4 separate regions of the Mus musculus genome follow, and all the other regions are linked to region 4. The links are chromatin loops, found by intact Hi-C in ENCODE. Cell type or tissue: left cerebral cortex. All regions are shown on one strand.

Region 1 (5,000 bases), 52 kb before region 4:
CAGGTATTCATGAAAAGTGTAGAATTAGCTATACTCCCGGTATTTTGGAGGCAGTTGTGGGTGGATCTCTTGAGTTCGGTCAGCCAAGACTACATAGTCTCTGTCTCTAAAACAAAGGTACTAATTTATAGGACTGAAAATGTCAGCAGTTTCTTTTGAGTAGGTTTAGAAAGTAAAACATTACTAGTCAGGCATGGCGGCCCATGGCTGTAATCCTTGCACTTGGGAGACTGAGTCGGGAAATTTGCAGTTAAAGGATAGCCTGGACTGTAGTGAATTAGATACCAACCTGGACTCTAAGAGACCCCGGCTCAAAAGTAATAAACAATGTGTGTGGGGCGTGTATGTAGCTCAGTTTATGGAATGTGTGGCTAGCACACTGCAGAGCTCTGAGCTGGCTCCCCACACTGCAGTTGTAGCCGTGGGAAGTGGAGACAGTGGGGTCCTAAACTGAAGGTCCTCCTTGGCTGCGTGGTCAGCCTGGGGTTTAGGAGACCTTGTGTGGGACAATCACAAGAATGCTGAATAAAATAATAATAAATGCCGGGCTGGAAGGGTAGCTCAGCGGTTGAGCGTGTGGCTATTCTAACCCTGCCCATGTAGATCAGACTGTCCCCAAACTCAAAAAGACCCTCCTACATCTGCCTACAGAATGCTGGGATTGAAGGCATGCACCACCATGCCAGGCAATTGTAAGCTACTTAATTAAGCTAAGGTAAATTGTCCTGTGACATGACATGAGTGAAGTGTCCTTGTGCTGTGCAGGTTCCATCTGTCAGTCACATCACTGCCTCACATGACTCTGACGGGTTTTTAGGTTATTGTTTTTAATTTTTTTTTCTTACTACATTACTCTAGTTAGGTGTTTAGAAAGACTCATAGTTGTAGTTGATCTTCGTGGAATAAAGCAGATTTTAATAGGCTATGGAACAGCCTGTTTACTTCTGGGTAGGTCACGCGCTATACTTGAAGGCAGCTCTCTTGCATTCCAGGATCTCCTGGGTAGCTGTTGAGACTTGCTGCTCTCTAGTAAGATGAAGCTTATGGGATTCATCGCTGTTGATCTTAGCATTAGTTCTCCTTTTTCATATCTCAGTGCTGCATGTCATGGTGTTACAGAATAGACCTGGAGTCAAACTCCCATTGCTTAGGTCCTTGTCAAGTTGTTCTCAGAAAGCAGTGCCAGGCATTTCTGAGTGCTTTGTTGTTGTTTTGGATTTTCTGTTAGGACCTGGACGGAAATCTTCTGGACTCCTGGGAAGGAGTGCGAGTACAGTGCCTGTGGTGCTTGAGTGACGGGAAGACTGTGCTGGCTTCCGACACGCACCAGAGAGTCCGGGGCTACAACTTTGAGGACCTGACAGATAGAAACATGTAACTATTAATTGGTTTCCATTAGAACAGGCATAGTGGTGGCCCATGCCTTTAATCCCAGGACTAGGGAAACAGAGGCAGGCAGGTCTGTGAGTTCCAGAGCAGCCAGGACTGCACAGAGAAAACCTTGTCTTGAAAAGAGAGAGAGAGAGGGCGGGGAGCTGGGGTGGGGGTGGGGGTGGAACCAAGGAAGGAAGGGAAGAGAAAGAAATGCTCTAATTTATACCAAAATGTGTATTTGGGCTTTTTCAGAAAAGCAATTTTTTGTTTGTTTTTTATTTTGATTGGTAATCTGAATTGGCATCTAGGTAGTACATGTTAACTCATTTTATATATGTATATAAATGGCAAAATATCATTTAAGCTATAATAGTTTATAGTCTCTTATAATTTGAAGTTCTTGACTATTGCTTTGCTGCTCCTGACCAGCTCTTTCTGATTACAGAGTACAGGAAGATCATCCTATTATGTCATTTACTATTTCCAAAAATGGCCGATTAGCTTTGTTAAATGTAGCAACTCAGGTATGTTTTTTTAACATTTAAAAAATTTTGTTTTAGTGAGAATTTGCTTTTGTTGTATTAGTACAAGTGTTAACTATCTGTGTTTAGTGCTTAATGTGTAGGCATCAAAAATAAGTTAGCTGAAATACAGACCTTTTTGACAAATAGAAAATGACAATGCTCCAATAGGAAAGGAATATTCACAATTACTGCTAATTCTGTTGAGACTGGATGTGGTAGACCACACCTTCCATCCCAGAACTGGCTGATTTTTATTAAGAGCAGCCTGGTGTACACAGCAGCTCCAAAGCCAGCTGGGCTAGACCAGTGGCTCTCAGCCTGTGGGTCACAACCCCTCTCTGGGTGGAAGACCTTTTCATGGGGGTCACCTATCAGATATCCTGCATATCAGATGTTTACAGTAAGATTCATAACAGTAGCAAAATTAGTTATGAGTAGCAACAAAATAATTTTATGGTTAGGGGTCAGCACACCATGAGGAACTGCATTAAACGGTCCCAACATTAGGACTTTAGAGCCATTGAGCTAGGTAGTCTCTTAAAAAACAAAATAAACTACTAAGCTGAGTGATACTGTATATGCCTGTACTTAGGAGGGCCAGGTGAAGTGCTGAACGCCTTTAATCCCAGCATTAGGGCAGCGAGGCAGGTGGATCTCTTTGAGTTTGAGGCCAGCCCGTTCTACAGAATGAGTTCCAGGGAAGCCTGGGGCATACAGTGAGATTAACTTAAAAAAAAGCTCCACACACAGTGCAGGCAAAAACTGCTAGGGCTACAGAGTTGAGCTGTCTCAGAAAACAGCAGCAACAAAACCTTTTTTTTCCTACAGGGAGTTCATTTATGGGACTTGCAAGACAGAGTTTTAGTAAGGAAATATCAAGGTGTTACCCAAGGGTTTTATACAATCCACTCGTGTTTTGGAGGCCATAATGAAGACTTCATTGCTAGTGGCAGCGAAGGTAAAGTATCCTGTCCTCACTGGGGCAGAGCTCTCCCAGCTTCTCAGCAAGCGGGAGCTGTGCTATTACATTCCTTAGTCAATTACTCAGTCCATTCTCAATGTTACCTTTTGGGGGGTGGCTTGAGTCCTTAATGTTGTTGTTGTTGTTGTTGTGTTTTGATTGTTTATTTTCCTATGTATTGTTGGTGATGGAACCCAAGGCCTCCTTGAACATTTTCACATGAACCCCAACTCACAGGAATCTGCCCACCTCCCAAGTTCTGGAAGCAAAGATGCCTGTCTGTTGTCATACTTTTCAAACCTGTGCTCCTTCATTGAAATACAGCAAGCCACCAGGCATAGTAGTGCATTCCCCGAGTCCTAGCTCTTGAAAGGTAGAGCAGTGCGCTCATTTCACAAATTTCCACACTGACCCCTTGGTTCACCAATAGATTGTCATAATAAAGTTGATTTATCCTTGAGTTCTGCTCTCAGATTAGAACCATCGTCGTGTAATTAGCTTATCTTTACGGTGTAGTGGATTTAATTCTTTTTATGGTCACTTTATGAGATTAGCATCTTCCACAAACTACACGTAAGGTACAGATATAAATAAGGTGTTTGTCTACAGTAATCCCTAACTGCATTTAGGCCGTGAGAGGTAGCTTCACTTCGTTACCTCTGTGCAGTGTGGGAGAAGCATAGTACCCTCCTCATAGCATGGTGACAGTTTAATTACATTAAGTAGTCTCAATCGTTGCTGGTTTTCAGTTTGGATATCTTGGTTTTTTTCTGTCACCTAAGGTCTCCGTAGAATGTATTATCATCTCTATTCTGTACTATGTATTATTATTCTTCATTGTAATTGGAGTTTTTCTGTTAAAAAATGCTATTATGTGTTTGTGTCTGTGTGCACACATGAGTGTGAGTGTGGATGCCTCTAGAGGGACCACCTTATGTAGGTGCTTGGGCATTGATTGAACTCTGCCAGCAAACATTCCTAACAGCTGAGCCATCTTAACCATCTTGCCCCAGATTGATTATAATTATTTATCAGTCATACATGGACAAACTCTTACAAATGTTTTTGTGATTTTTGGAAAGGAAAAAGGTAACATGGCTTTCACATTATTTTTGTAATTTATTAAACTGTCCATATATATGTCCTCCGTGTAACCTGTACTATTGAAGAATCTTCTGTGTGTAGTAACGTGGGGTAACGTGTGTAGTAACGTGGGGTCAGTGATTTTGTTAATAACACAGCTTTCTAACATTTCTCTGAATTGCTGTACATTTAGATCACAAGGTTTACATCTGGCACAAACGTAGTGAACTGCCAATTGCGGAGCTCACAGGGCACACGCGCACAGTAAATTGTGTTAGCTGGAACCCACAGATTCCATCCATGATGGCCAGTGCCTCAGACGATGGCACTGTTAGAATATGGGGACCAGCACCTTTCATAGACCACCAGAATATTGAAGGTAAGGCCGTGCAGTCCGTGTTGTCTGTAGATGAAGCGTCACTCTGAGTTAACAGCATGTTTACATAGCGCATTAAACATGGAATATGTCTTTTTTTTCTCACCTATCTCAATTTATAGAAAGAATTTAAGAAATCTAGGATTAGGTTTTATTGTTTTTGGAGAGGCAATGAAGAAAGTAAGCTAGCCTAATGCCTGTGCTTTTGTGGGATATGGGAGGGGGACACAGGATGGCCCCCAGGGGCTGTCAGGCAAGGGCAGCAGCAAATGAGACTTTGTCTTGAACTGGAAGGTTGTCCTTTGACCTCCACATATCTTACCACCTCCTTGCATGCACACAGAAGTCTATTAACATGTTGTTTTGTCCTGCTATTTAAATGTGACATTACATGAAATACTCTATATACATATGAGAACTAACAAATGTATAAAACTTGAGAAACTTTAGTTTTAATGATCATCATTTTGGGATTATCCTAATACCTTAGCACTGTATATAGAATGTGCTATACTAACATGAACTGTGTCTGATGGTGAGGGACGGAAGAAACTAAAACGCCCTGTGCTGCCTTTGTGCCGAGTAGTGTGCTCAGAGTATTTGCTCTCACATATGTTCATGGTCTTGTAAGAGAAACATTTTTATTTTCATTTTATAGGGAAGGAACCAAAATATGGCAGAG
Region 2 (5,000 bases), 62 kb before region 4:
GCTGCAGTTTTTCTCTCTTGCCTCAGACCCGAGTGCAGTGTGGCTATTGCTCTGGTTAAACATAGCAAATCCAAATAGATATTCTCTACCTCTTACTCAGACCTGCTAAGGCTGTTTTTTACACTTAAATTCTTTTTTATTATTTTTGTTTTTCACGTGTATGATATATATGCTTGAGTGAATGTTTTTACATGTGTGGGCCCTTGTGTGTGGAAACACATACACATGTACATGTGGGTGCATCTGTGTGGAGGCCCAAGGTTGGTGTTGGAAATCTTCCTCAGTTGTTGTTCCACTTTATTCTTTTGAGACAGGGTCTCTCGCTGAACCTGGAGCTCAGCACTCCCAGCAAGTCTCTAGCCAGCTTGCTCCAGGGGCCCCTGCCTCCACCTTCAAAGGCTGGAGTTGCAGGCTGGCCATCATATCCACCTGGCCTTTACATGGGGTTCAGGCATCTGAACTCCCGTCCTCTTGCTTGCATGTAAGAACTTCAGCTGCCAAGCCTTCTTTCCCACCCCTGCATTTCCTGACTCAGGGAGAATCTACCTACCCAGTTTACCAAGCCGGAAAACCAGGAGCCAGCCCGCTGTTCATTCTAGAGGTAGATTTTAAGGACACTAAGTGATTAACACCAGGCATTAACTCAGTAAGTTGTACCCTTCCTTGCCAAACTGGAAAATAGAGCCTCACTTTAATTCCTTAAGTTTAGCTGGAGGTCTTCAAAAGAAAAGTTGATCATTTTTAGCCATCTGGTTTATTTTCTTCTAGAAAAGTAGATTTTAGCATTGGAGCTAGAAATTCTCTGAAATTACATGTAAACATTGAGAGTGGTCCATTCTTTCCTCTCTGGAGAGTTGCTGAATCCTGACACTGGACACCCATGTGAGCACTGGAGAGGAGAGGCTTTTGTCAGTTATGTGCTCATAGTTTTGGTTAAATTTAACTAGTAAGGAATAGATTTTTTGAAAAAGGAGAAATGATTTTCTGAGCTTTTTTTTGTTTTAACACCAGTAATTAATGGAAGTATGTTTTCATAGGCTGCTTTATAAATGTTAATTTTTTAGTAAAGGATAATTACAAATATTTGTAGACACAATTTAAAGATTGACTTTGGTCAAAATGTTACACTTAACTGTTTTCTTTCACATGGTACTGATTTTTAATACCATCTTAAATTTTAAATTTTTTGAAAGCAGACATCAACTATCAGTTGTGTATCTGAAAAAGGCCATTAAATTTGCATGTTACTGTAGTCTTTATTTTTAAATTAAAAAAAAAAAAGATTTTATTTTATGCATGTGAATGTCCTGCCCTGTGCACTATGTGCATGCCTGGGGCCCACAGAGCCCAGATGGGTGTAACAGATGTCCTAGGACGAGTCACAGACAGTTGTGAGCCACCATGTAGGTGCTGGGAACTGAGCTTGGGTCTTCCTACAAGAGCAGCATGTGCTCTTACCCACTGAGCATTCTCTCCAGCCCCGCCTTTTCTTAATAAAGATTGAATAATAAAATAACTGACAGCTGTCAATAGATGAAATGATTTATGCTCTGTAATTTTGAGTCAGTCCTTACGTAAAATGTAATTTGCTAATCTAAATGAATCTTTTTTACTGTGTTTAACTTTAGGCATTTAAACTTTTTTTAATTGAAATTCAGTCTTAGAAAAATATGTAAACTTGACATTTAAAAAATTAGTGCAGCTTATCTTAGGCTCAAATTGTAGTTCAGGTACTAATAGTTTTGTGAAAATCTGGTAAGATACTTGGTTTTTTGAGCCTTGTAAAAATGGTGTTGATAAAATTTCTCTTGTCAAATTAGTTTCAAGAATACTAGCCGGGCGTTGTGGTGCACACCTTTAACCCCAGCATTTGGGAGGCAGAGGCAGGTGATTTCTGAGTTCGAGGCCAGCCTGGTCTACAAAGGGAGTTCCAGGACAGCCAGGGCTTTACAGAGAAACCCTGTCTCAAAAAACCAAAAAAAAAAAAAAAAAAAAAACGATACTAATTGTTGAATGGCTCAGCATTCAGTGGCTCAGTAGTTAAGAGTACTTGTTCTTGAGGAGGGCTCAGGTTTTGTTCCCAGCACCTACATGGACCTACATGGTTAACAGCTGTCTCTAACTCCAGTTCCAGGGTGTCCAGTGCCGTCTTCTAGCTTCTGTGGACATCTGTGGATACTGCACACAAGGGTACACAAACATAAATGCAGACAACACCCATATACATGAGACAAAAGTAAAGTTTAAAACAGTATCCTTTGAAAGGTATCACATACAATACTTGGTACTGTACATGCCAATACATGCTTAATAAAATACAAATATGTGTAATTTCAGTTCAGAAAAATAACTTTAATAATTGATGTACTTTTTAGTTAAGTAATCTAAAAGTTTAAGGTTGCCAAGTATTACCTCCTAAAGCTAATTGTAACCTGTCAGGCCGATGAGGTGACAGTGCTCTTCTCTCTATGTGCATACCAGTACACGTTTCTTTTGACATGGTCTTGCTGTGTTGCCCATGCTGGTCTCAAACTCTTGGGCTCAGTCGGTCTTCCTGCCAGAACTTCAGGTGCTGGGACCATAGGCTCTTGCCACTATCTTAGCTTCTGTTATTTATTGGTTGGGGGAAAAAAATTAGAGAAGACTTTTGAAGTCTTCGGTGATAAATTTAAAAGTGTGACCTTAAGCAAAAGTCATACCTGCTTGCCTATTATTAATCCAGTACTTGGAAGACTGAGGCAGAAAGATAAAGCGTTTCAGATAAGACTGAGCTGTAGTAGTAAGAAGCAGCCTCAAAATGGAGTCGGAGGTCTGGAGACGTACATGGCCCAGTGGTTAAAAGATCCCTTGCTGTTCTTGGTGGTTTGGTTCCCAGTACTCACATGGTAGCTCACTACTGTAACTCCAGTTCCAAGGAACCTGACACCCTCTCCTGGCTTCCACGGGTACATGAGGCATGCGTGTGATGCGCACACACATATGTAGGTGAAACACAACACGTTCCCTGCAAGAGTTGTTTCTATCCTTTCATCATGTGGGTCCCGGGAATTGAACCAGGTTGTCGGGCTTGACAGCAAACACTTTACCCATTGAGCCGTCTTGCTAGCCCCTCTCATCAGTTTTTAATGAGTGCGTGCATGTGTGTCACAGCACGTGTGTGGAGGCAGTGGGCAGCATTGGGACTTAGGGTTGTCAGTAGGTCAGCTGACCAGCAGGCAGTTTCCCATCTCACTGCCACCTCCATTTTCTTTTGTCATACCAAGTCTTTGACAATAGCTTACCGATTTTACATGCTTTAAAATGCTACATTGTTCCTAGTTCCTTGTAAAACAACCGTCATTCATCTATAAAGTGGGTAAACAATTCATGAATAATAATTTATATGAATTGTTTTAATCAGACCAAGTAGCGTTCAGAAGGTAGAAAAAAAGTAAGCTTTAGGTTGAATTAGATTTTATATTAACAGATTTTCATTAGAGTTGGCTTGGAAAAAAAAGTATTTAATAATGTTTCATTTTTCAACATTCCAAAGTAAATTTTACTCTTGAGTTGTAAGTGCATTCATGTTTATATTGAGGTTTGTGATGTGATCGCCCAAAGTTCTCTCAGTTGTGAAATGTCCTCATTGCTGAATATGCTTTGAAAGAATAATTATGTGCGGATTTGTTTGTTTTAGGAGGCAGTTTCCCTGTTACACTCAACAGATACTTACAGAGCATTGTAATGAAGTGTGGTTCTGTAAATTTTCTAATGATGGCACTAAACTAGCAACAGGATCAAAGGATACCACAGTTATCATATGGCAAGTTGATCCGGTATGTATTCCTCTGTGTGTGTGTACTTACATAGTTTAGATTTGTTTGTGTGTGTCAGCATATGTGCATGTGCATCATATGTGCGCCTTACTTGCATCGGCCTGAAGAATGCATCTGATCCAAGTTATTCCATGGCTATGAACCACTGTGTAGATTCCAGCAATTTAAACCCAGGTCCTATGCCAGAGTAACAGTACGAGGCTCTCTCTCCAGCCCTGAAAGGGTATTTTTGAATCTTAACTCACTAGTTACCTTTTTGTTGTTATTTTCTTTTTTTTTTTTTTTTTTTTTTTTAAAGATTTATTTATTTATTATATGTAAGTACACTGTAGCTGTCTTCAGACACTCCAGAAGAGGGCGTCAGATCTTGTTACAGATGGCTGTGAGCCACCATGTGGTTGCTGGGATTTGAACTCTGGACCTTCGGAAGAACAGTCGGGTGCTCTTACCCACTGAGCCATCTCACCAGTCCCCTTGTTGTTATTTTCTAAGACCAGTTTCTCTGTGTATCTCTGGCTGTCCTGGAACTCACTCTGTAGACCAAACTGCCTCAAACTCGGAGATCTACCCGCCTCTGCCTCCTGAGTACTGGGATTAAAAATGTGAGCCACCACATGCCTACTTAGTTTTAATGTACACATGTATAAGTCCTCTGGAAGTCCCTTTTGGTCATATTTGTCACTTGATTTTTGTTGTTGTTGTCATTGTTTATTTATTTATTTTTGAGAGAGGTTCTTATTCAGCTTCCAAGGCTTTTGGAGAACTTCCTTCCTGAACCCTGGGCAGGTACAGATTTATCATCATGCCTGACAATGTTAATCACTTTTTTCCAATTTTTTTCCTGTTTGGGTTTTTCTTTTTCTTTCTTTCTTTTTTTTTTTTTTTTTTTTTTTTCCTAAGACCGGGTTTCTCTGTGTAGCCCTGGTTGTCCTGGAACTCACTCTGTAGACCAGGCTGGCCTCGAACTCAGAAATCGGCCTGCCTCTGCCTCCCGAGTGCTGGGATTAAAGGCGTGCGCCACCACTGCCCGGAGTGTTTTTCTTTTTTTATGTTCATAGATTGATATTATTCCAGTTGTACATACAGTGTTAAGTACTAGAGATTGTGCCAAGTTGGTATGCATTATTTGACTGAGTGACTTGGATGTGCTGAAATACGGTGTCTTGAATTGCGATGAGGAAACTG
Region 3 (5,000 bases), 270 kb after region 4:
CTATTTTAAGGCAGTGCCATTCGCTGTATTTTCTCCCTGCTACTGACTAGACACACTCACGACAGCGACAAGCATACAGTTCCTCCCCAGTCCCACAACAGGGTCTCATATACTCAAAGCTAAATTTGAATTTGCTTATGTAGCTGAAGCTGGCCTTGAACTCCTCATCCTCCTCATCCTCCTGTCTCTGCCTCTCAAGGGCTAGGATACAGGCACACACCACCATACCTGGCATCTGTTTTTGGCTTTTTAAGACTGGGTCTTGCTATGTATGTATCCCTGGCCTAAAACATTTAGCAGCACTCCTGCCTCTGCCTCCCTCCCATGTGCTGGGGTGTTAGAGGTGAGGCCCAGCACTCCCAGCTCAGAACATGTTGTTAACGTTACTCTTTCTTTTCAGATTTCACCAGTTATAATACAGAGCAAGCCTACTCTCATAATTTTATCATAAGAGCAGGCACCCAAAGGCTAATACTGGTGGGTAGCCACTCTTACTCTGTGCTCCACGAGCTTCGAGCGTTCAGTACTAGCTACGTAAGGAGACCAACGTGCTTCCACTTACATGGTGATTAAAGAAGATGTGTGTGATGGGCTCGCAGCTGTTCTACCTAAAACACCTTTACAGACTTTCAGACGAAACTCAACACTTCTAAGGCCCTGCAAGGATTTTTCTTCCTTCTTAAAGTTTTATTTAATTTTATGTGTATGGGTATTTTGCCTGCAGGTATGTCTTGAGAACTGTGTGTGTGCTTGGTGCCCTCATAGCCAGGGAGGCGAGGGGGGGGGGAGGGGGGGAGATCAGATCCTTTGGAACCAGAGTTAAAGACAGCTGTGTGTGCATGTGCGTGCTGAGAATCAAACCCAGGTCCTCTGGCAGAGAGGCCAGTGCTCTCTTAACTGAGCCATCTCCCCCGCTCCCTGAAACGTAATGTCCTTCCTGTGTGTGACATGTGTGGGCATGTGTGTGAGGACAACTCTGGCTCTGCCCTCTCCTTTCACCTTCACAAGAGCGCTAGGGATAGTCCTTGCCATGTAGGGGCTGGAGAGATGGTTCAGCTCTTAAGCTAAAGGTCCCAAATAAAAGGACAAAAAGGACAGAATGTGAGACTTAGATTTAATGATAAAAGAAATGGGTTTTTCTCTTCTATAGGAAAGACCTTTATATCCAGGTGACAATTATTTTGTCTCACATAAGAAAGAAAACTCTAGGGGGCGGTGTGTGTGTGTGTATACATATCTTTGATCGCAGCAATCGGGATGCAGAGGGTCAGTCTGGTCTACATAGTGAGTTCCAGGACAGCAGAGGCTACACAGAAAGACCCTGTCTCAAAAAAAGAAAAAGAAAAGGAAAGGAAAAGAAAACCACAAGCCTCAATTTAGTAGTAGGAAACATAGCGCACTTGATCAACTTGAAAGTACCAATATAGACTTGTTATTGCATGTATAAAGAAATAAACAGTGGGCTAGAAAGAAGGCTCAATGTTCAAGAACATCCACTGCCCTATCATGCGGCCTGGAGTTTGGATATTAGCCGCAGGTGGTTCACAAATACCTGTAACACCAAGGGATCAGACACCCTCTTCTGGACTATCTGGGCAACCATACACACTCATGAATATACACACAAAGACAGACAGACAGACAAACAGACACACACACACAAATAAATACAAGTCAGGCATGGTAGTGTGAGTTTCATCTCAGCACCTGGGAAGATATCTATGAGTTTGAGGCCAGCCTGGTCTACATAGTGAGTTCCAACACAGCCAGGGCCACACAGTGAGACTCTGTCTTAAACAGGGCTTCTCTTCTCTATGAAACCTGCCATCACTGCCACTTGCTCTCTTGGTCCTCTGGGTCCTCAGCTATGGGTGCACTTGCCCCACATCCTGCCCTCCCTCCCTCCCTCCTTCCCTCTCTCCCTCCTTCCCTCCTCATCTCCAATCCCCCACGGCCCAATTCCATCTGAACCCTTTTCAGATGCCACTGGCTGTACTCTCTCTCCTATCTACATTAAAAACCTTCTCCTCAACCATAAAACAAACAAACAAACAAAAAAAAAACACTTAAAAAAAAAGAAGAAAAGAAAAAGAAAAATTCCAAACGAGGCCAAATGTGAAGCTCTATCTTAGAACTGAAAAACATGGCACCAAGGACTCCACCTAGTGGCAGAACAGTGAAATTTCAGAGCTTAGAGGACAAGCTTCTCTCATCTGTGGGATTAAATGGTTTTCACTAAGCAGCTGTTGGGGAAGAGGCACATCTGCATCTTAACCCTTTACTGTGCAGATCAGACACTACTGCAACCCCCCACCAAAAACAAACTAACAAACAACCCAAACCCCTGCAGTAGATTACTTTGTAGTCATAGATTTTGAAGGCTGAGAAGAATTACACTGAGTTCAAGGCAGCCTGGACTAGAGAGTCCCAAGCCAGACACAGAAGTGAGACCCTATCTTAAACAAAACAACAAAACCAACCAGACTAAATGGATGGAGAGAGCTCGGAGGCTAAGCGCACCACCTGCTCTCCCAGAGGACATGGCCTGGAACCCCAGTGGACCAATGCCCTCCTTCAGTCTCTGTGGGTGCCATACATGCGCTTCCCACACAAACACACATGCAAGCAGATCAGTCATACACGTAAGAAAAACATTAGAAGAGAAATGGCAAGGGCTGGGTTGGTGGCTCATGTCTGTCATCCCAGTGCTGGAGAGGTAGAGGCAGGAAGACCTTCACTTTGGGGCCAGCCTGGTCTACATAGCAAGTTCCAGAGCATGCACCCCAGTGCTCTCACTCGCTATTTCTGTTGTTGCTGTTGTTTGTTTGTTAAGATTTATTTATTTTCATGTATATGTGTACACTGTAGCTGTCTTCAGACACACAAAACTCGGCATCAGATCCCATTACAGATGGTTGTGAGCCACCATGTAGTTGCTGGGAATTGAACTCTTGAAGAGCAATCTGTGCTCTTTACCACTGAGCCATCTCTCCAGTCTGTTTGCTTGGTTTTGTTTGTCTGTCTGTCTGTCTGAGATATGGTTTCTTTGTGTAGCCCTGGCTGCCCTGAAAACTCGCTCTGCAGACCAGGCTGGCCTAGTGCTGGGACTAAAAGTGTGCACTACACCCCCACCCCCAGTCCCTGTTAAGAGTGAAAACAAGACCCCAACATACTGTGTCTCCTGAGTTGTTTCCCTCCAGATTAGCAGCAGGGACACTTTTCCTGTCTTCTCCAGACAAAACCATGGCAGCTCTGTCCCCACCAGACATTCCTGTCTTTTGGTCCTTTTCTGTGGCCTCATGACTCTCTGTTTCCTTCCTTGCTGGCGTCTCCTCTGGGTCTGTGACTGTCTTCCTCTCGTTGCACTCCTTGTCAGAGGTCTCTCCTGGCTCAGTTCCTGTGTTCTCCAAAATGCCCTGCCCAGGCTCGGTCACGGGGCACTGAAGCTTTTCAGGTGACTCAGAGTGTGTACCAGAGGCCGAGCTCCGAGGACTGCCAGGTCGGTCGGCTGCCACCTCTACAGCATCAATGCCGTCTTCCCGAGCACAGCAGCTCTGCTCCGAAGTCCCAGGAGCATCCTCACTGTCATCCTCTGAGCTGTCCTCTGAGCTTCCAGTACTGGACCCCTCGGCAGCCTCCAGCCCATCCATGCCCAACCTGTGGGGAGAAGCAGAAGGGCGTGACTCCATTCCCAGCCTATCCCTTTCTCCCTGCATGGAGGATTCTCTGTCTAAGGAACACAGGCTAGCTTAAAATGGCAAGTAGGCAAGTTTCAGAAAAGTATGTTCTGAAGCATAAACAGAAGGGGAAACAACTCAAGAGGGCTGCATTCAACCACTGTAAAGCCAGACGCGAGCGCCATGTTCTCGCCAGTACCCTCAGACCTAAGCACTTTGTTTTTTTTTTTTTTAAAGACTTATTTATTTATTTTATATAAGTACACTGTAGCTGTCTTCAGACACACCAGAGAAGAGCATCAGATCTCATTACAGATGGTTGTGAGCCATCATGTGGTTGCTGGGATTTGAACTCATGACCTTTGGAAGGGCAATCAGTCCCTAAGCACTTTCATATGGCTTTTTACTGTGTCTAACTATCAATTACTGTGTCTAACTATCAACAGTTGGAATTGATACAGAAAGGGAAAGTTCCAAGGGTAATTTTAGGAGAATAGCGTGTGCGCGCACCCACCCATACACACACACACACACAGACCACATACACACCCAAATGTATTGTTCAGATTCTGCCAAATGGCTTCAGTGTGTACAGGGCACAATCAACACAATCTGAAGCTCTGAGTGCTCCCAGCAATGCTACTTAAAAACGTGCTTGTTTGAGCCCTGAGTGTGGAGCCCACGTTGGTGATCTGCAATCCAAGCAGAGAAGGCTGACACAGGAGAGCCCCAAGGCTGAAGGGCAGCCTGGCAGGCAGAGCAGTACCCTATTTCACATAAATATTAGAAACAAAGAAACAAACAAAAGAAAATCGGGGGCTGGAGAGATGGCTCAGTGGTTAAGAGCACCAACTGCTCTTCCAAAGGTCCTGAGTTCAATTCCCAGCAACCACATGGTAGCTCACAACCATCTGTGATGGGATCTGATGCCTTCTTCTGGTGTGTCTGAAGACAGCTACAGTGTACTCATATACATAGAATACATACATCTTAAAAATTAAAAAAAGAAGAAAATCAGGAGAAGGGGGGAGGGGAGGACTGGCACTTGTGCCAACAGATAAGGTGGAAACGGCACACAGGTCCTCCAAGATCAATGTGGAGGAAACAGGAAGGACTTACCAAAAGCATTTCCTTTTCCTTTTTTTTGCACTAGTTTCCTGGTCCGTTTTTGACTTGTTAGGCCGTTTCCGAGTCTCAGTGATTTCTGCTGATACCATCTTGCTGGATGCAGCCTGCATACCTAAATGAAAATTTAGCCATTGCTATCAGGATACAATCTATAATCTGAAGCTCTGTATTTAGTAACAAGTTTTCACACAGACT
Region 4 (5,000 bases):
GACAGTGCTGCACAGAGAAACCCTGTGTAGCTGTCTCTTTTTGCTAACTTTGGCTACTTTGTGGGTTCTTCTTTCTTCCACCCTTTCAACCCCTTAAACTAGATAGGAAAGAAAAAGGGGTAGAAAGGAAAGGGGGTGTTATCATTAGACTGTTTTCTGCTGACTAGGGGCAACTGGTTCCATAGGGCAAGTCTGATCTTTGCTATCAGAATATCTAGTTTCTTCTTTCTTCTTGCATAGGACTACTTAACAGACCACACCAATAGCAAACAACCAACAACCCACCACACCTCTTGGGGACCCTAGCATTTTATATGATCTCTGAAAAGTACCCAGAATTTCAAACGTCAACACTATCTCAAAAACTGATGCTGGCAAAATCACGCCTGTTAGAGCATAAGGCAAATCGTAGTCAGATGTTGTGGACAAACTGAAACCAGTATCCCACACTTAGCATTAAAACAAAAGCATGAGCTGGGTGTGGTGGTGCGAAAAAACAAAAACAAAAAAACAAAAAACAAAAAAAAACCCTAAAGCATATTCCCATAATATTTCTGTGTTTTTCAAAGAAAACAATCCAAAATTGTCAGCTACAATCTTGTCTCAAAAAACAAAACAAAACAAAAAAACAAAACAAACCACCTCATTAGCAGCTGAGCTTAGACATGTTGCTGGTTGCCTTGGAACTTGTCCTATAGACTGAGCTGCCTTAAATTTGAGGCAGTCCTGCTTCTGCCTCCTGACTGCTGGGACTCTGCTCATTAGTAACTTCTTGTATTAACTGTGTTGAAAGGAGAGTGTTCGGGGTGTGTTAATTAAAATAGATTTGTTGGTAGATGAGTGTGGCTCAGTGGTTCATTTAGTGCTTAGAATATGTAAGGCTCTGGGTTCAGTAGTTTGCACCTATGAAATGCCTCTTTATTGTCTACATTTAAGTGTGTGTTGTTAGTGTGCTGTGAGGTGTACACAGTGATATATACAACATGTGTGACTTGTGATGTGCTTCTCCTGAACAGTGCTGCTGTAACTCGTTTCTCAGCACCAAGCCTTGGTCTGGCGGATTCTTTCATGTGTGCCTACGTGCACATGAGCGTGTTTATTTGCAAATGCATGTGTGAGTCACATACCAGAGAGCAATGTCAGATGTCTCTCAATTGCTCTCTACCTTTTCTTTGAGAAAGAACAGTCAGCCGGTCACTGGTGACTCATGCCTGAGTTTCAAGGCTACCCTGGTTTCAGAGTGAATTCCAGGACAGCCAGGGCTACCCAGAGAAACCCTGTAATAACAACAAAAACAACAGAATAAACTTAAAGCACACACGGAAAAGGGGATGTCTGTGATCTCAAAATATCTCACTAAATGTGAGGCTTTCTAGTTGTGCTATCCTGGCTCACCAGCAAGCTATAGGCATATAGCTATAGCATCCTCTTGTCTATAGGCATATAGCTATAGCATCCTCTTGTCTATAGGCATATAGCTATAGCATCCTCTTGTCTATAGGCTATAGCATCCTCTTGTCTATAGGCATATAGCTATAGCATCCTCTTGTCTATAGGCATATAGCTATAGCACCCTCTTGTCTATAGGCATATAGCTATAGCACCCTCTTGTCTTTGCCTTGCCAGCACTGGCATTACAGACCGACCTCATTGCACACAGCTTTTTATGTGTGGGTGGGGAGGGGTCTGAACTCAGACCTCATGATTTTATGATACTTTACAAACTGAGACCTATTTTGTTTTGATTTTGGATCTTGAAATAGGCTATTATTATTATTATTATTATTATTATTATTATTATTATTATTATATGTAAGTACACTATAGCTATCTTCAGACACACCAGAAGAGGGCATCAGATTTCATTACAGACAGTTGTGAGCCACCATGTGGTTGCTGGGATTTGAACTCAGGACCTCTGGAAGAGCAGTCAGTGCTCTTAACCGCTGAGCCATCTCTTCAGCCCTTGAAATAGGGTTTTTTTTTGTAGCCTAGTCTAACTTTGAAATTGTTATGAGGCTAAAAATGCCTTAAACAGATTCTTCTGTTTTTACTCCAAAGTGTTGAGGTTGCAGGTTTTCCATTTACACTATTAGTGGGCTGTTCCCCAGTATCTTTACTTTAAGCTACAAGTATTCAACTATCAAGAACATTATTATAATTGGTAAGAACCTGATGTTTATATGCCTCAAGTCTTTTAGAAGAGATTAACTGGCACAGGTGAGAAAAAAATTATCAAATAAAAAATTTAAGCTTTCAGGTTTCTGAAAGAAGGCAGAATCCTTGAGCAAAGAGATTGCGAGTAGTTAGCAGTGCTATAGCACAAATGGATATAGCTGTCCTTGAAGAAACATCTGTTAGCATTGTAATCTGAAATACAGAATTTTTGTATTTTCTCCCCAGATTTTAAAAGACTCTTCTCTTTTGGAAAGTGATAAGAAAAGGAAAGGTAGGGCAAAGGGCAAAGGAAACAAAAGAAAAACAGAGAATCTTCAAGAAGTAGATGGAGAAATAGAAGCTCTTCTGCAAAAGAAAGGTAAGCTGTCAGTAGCAGTGGTGTGGGTGAGCTGTTGATGGCTGTGGTGTGGGTGAGCTGTCGGTGGCAGTGGTGTGGGTGAGCTGTCGATGGCTGTGGTGTGGGTGAGCTGTCGGTGGCAGTGGTGTGGGTATTTTGAATTGTTTTGTTTGAGAACTGTTTGTATGTGGGAAAACCTAGTTGAAAAACATTTTTTTATCTAACGGTTCTTTAGTTGTATTTTTGTATGGAATCACTAATCTCTTTACCTTTTTTGTTTTTTAACAGCCAAAGCAAGGAGTACAGAGTTGCAGATTTCCAATGTGAAGTTTGAAGATGTTGGAGGCAATGATGCAACATTAAAAGTTAGTGCCAATTGAGAAATAACATTAAATGCAATGTGTATATTGTTAACCATTTACACTAACAAAGCCTGCCTATTTTTAATTTAAATGAAAACAAAAATGTATATAGGTGTTCTGCTTGCTTGCATGTATGTTTGTGTACCTGTTGCATGCCTGGTGCCCTCAGAGGTTGGAAGAAGTTGTCAGATTCACTGGAACTGATTTTAACAGACACGTGTGAGCCATCATGTAGATGTTAGGAAACAAACGCAGATTCTCTGCAAGAGCAGCCAGTGCTCTTCACCCCAGCCACCTCTCCAGTCCTTTGGTTTTTAATGTGAAGTAAGTGCAGAAAAAAAGATTGGGAAGGTGAGGTGAGCAAACCTGAACCTTCAGGGTACTAAGCTTTCTGTCTTCACATCTTTAGTTCTAATGTGTGTGAAGTGCATGCCTTGTAAGTCACACTGTTCTGACAGTACTAACAATAATGACATTAATAGTGATCACGGCAGCTTTCTACTGTCTTCTCTGTTACAGTTACTGTTAGTTACTTTTTGTGGTATTTTGTGAGATATTTTTATAGTTTAGGAAATAAAGCATGGAAATGTAGCAGAAATTATGTACATAGCATTAAATGCTGGGACTCAGCTCAAAGCAAAGCCTAAAGCCTGTCTTCTGTTTAGTATATTTTGGTGTTGGGGCATTTCATTCTACTTTGATTCTTTCTTTCTCGAGCTGAGGAAGACATCTTTTATGCTTATTCCTTGGCAGGAAGTCTGCAAAATGCTCATACACATGCGCCATCCAGAGGTATACCAGCACCTTGGTGTCGTGCCCCCTCGTGGAGTTCTCCTGCATGGACCACCAGGCTGTGGGAAGACATTACTTGCACACGCAATAGCAGGGGTGAGGCTAGTTGTTGCTGCATTTCTGTTTGTTTTGTTTGTTTGTGTCTTTGGTCAATTCCAATTAGACCTGGTATCTCTTTAGGAAGCAAATTTAATCAGTAAGAGATTCCCCTTCTCCCTCCTCTCCCTCTCTTTCTTCCTCCCTCATCATCTTCCTCATTGTCTTTTTGTTGTTTTGAGACAAGGGTTTCTGTTTGAGCCTGGCTCACTTGATTTGGCTAGGTCTGCAGCCTAGCAAAACCAGGGGCCATCCTTTTTTTTTTTTTTAAGATTTATTTATTTCATTTATATGAGTACACTGTAGCTGTCTTCAGACACACCAGAAGAGGGCATCAGATCTCATTACAGATGGTTGTGAGCTATCATGTGGTTGCTGGGATTTGAACTCAGGATCGCTGGAAGAGCAGTCAGTGCTCTTAACTGCTGAGCCATCTCTCCAGCCCCTTGGAGCTGTCCTTTACCCTGCCTGTGCTGGGGCTACAGATGTGGAGCTCACTGCCTGCCTTCCCATCTGCACCGTAGTTCCAGACACAGGTTCTCATGCTGCCAAGCACGTTACGCAGATTGAGCCATCCCAGCCTCAGCTTGGTTCATTTACCTTTTCATGCTGCTGCTTACGCTGCTGGGGCTGCTTTTTAATGGATGCAAGTATTGTGTCTGTGACAAAACTTGGGTAGGAAGCAAAAATAGCGTAATTGTAAAGCTAAACATTTAGTTTGCATTGGAGCTGCTTCTCTTTTATCCTAGTCATTCTTAAAATCAGCAAAATATGCAAAATAATGGTTTTCTCTTGGAACTAAATTTATTTAAAATTTCCACTGTTAAAATGCCCTTCTAAAATAGTTTTTAAAAGATCAGTTAGGTTTGTATTAGTCCAGTGTTGTTTGGACTAAGGCACAATTGTAAGTTTAAAGCTATCTTTGGCTTTAAACTGTATATTTCTTCTTATATCAACCACATCCACCTCTGCACTCACAAACACAAAAAGACACTTATTTTGCAAAATAAAGAGTTAGCAGTTCTGTCCTATCAAATTTTTTGGAAACTTATTTCATGATAAAGTATAAGTCCAAGGAACTTTCTAGCAGAGTAGCATATTATTCTAGTCATTAATAGAACAAACTCACTTGTTAAAAGCAACTTGATTTGTCTTTTTAAAAATAAATTTGTTGCTGGGCAGCGGTGGTTCACTCCTTTAATCCCAGCACTTGGGAGGCAGAGGAAGGCGGATTT

The links. Peaks named below come from ENCODE experiments on the same cell type or tissue, not always from the same donor. Only the 100,000 strongest peaks of a DNase experiment are listed, where the experiment ranks them.
Region 1: it touches region 4 in a loop (1.8-fold over the local background); 9 of 42 quality-filtered maps call a loop at or near these places.
Region 2: a loop joins it to region 4, with 2.8 times the contacts of the local background. A loop is called at or near these places in 11 of 42 quality-filtered maps.
Region 3: a loop joins it to region 4, with 2.8 times the contacts of the local background. A loop is called at or near these places in 4 of 42 quality-filtered maps.

Annotation. Positions count from the first base shown.
Region 1 is chr1:181,180,625-181,185,624 of GRCm38, reverse strand. It overlaps Wdr26 (WD repeat domain 26), which reads left to right. Exons shown (of 14, transcript NM_145514.5): 10 at 1,229-1,374; 11 at 1,820-1,898; 12 at 2,727-2,856; 13 at 4,136-4,321. Among named protein-coding and RNA genes, the nearest start is that of Gm38664, 28 kb to the left of the region's middle. In left cerebral cortex, no CTCF peak of the experiment used is centred here; no DNase peak of the experiment used is centred here.
Region 2 is chr1:181,190,576-181,195,575 of GRCm38, reverse strand. It overlaps Wdr26 (WD repeat domain 26), which reads left to right. Exons shown (of 14, transcript NM_145514.5): 7 at 3,677-3,815. Among named protein-coding and RNA genes, the nearest start is that of Gm38664, 18 kb to the left of the region's middle. In left cerebral cortex, no CTCF peak of the experiment used is centred here; no DNase peak of the experiment used is centred here.
Region 3 is chr1:180,861,015-180,866,014 of GRCm38, reverse strand. Sde2 (SDE2 telomere maintenance homolog (S. pombe)) reads right to left here. Exons shown (of 7, transcript NM_145943.1): 5 at 4,797-4,917; 6 at 3,174-3,657. Among named protein-coding and RNA genes, the nearest start is that of Sde2, 12 kb to the right of the region's middle. In left cerebral cortex, CTCF peaks have their summits at 1,172 (motif pointing right) and 2,173 (motif pointing left); a DNase peak (open chromatin) is centred at 2,201.
Region 4 is chr1:181,128,274-181,133,273 of GRCm38, reverse strand. Nvl (nuclear VCP-like) reads left to right here. Exons shown (of 23, transcript NM_026171.2): 7 at 2,404-2,536; 8 at 2,804-2,880; 9 at 3,631-3,765. Among named protein-coding and RNA genes, the nearest start is that of Nvl, 13 kb to the left of the region's middle. In left cerebral cortex, no CTCF peak of the experiment used is centred here; a DNase peak (open chromatin) is centred at 2,614.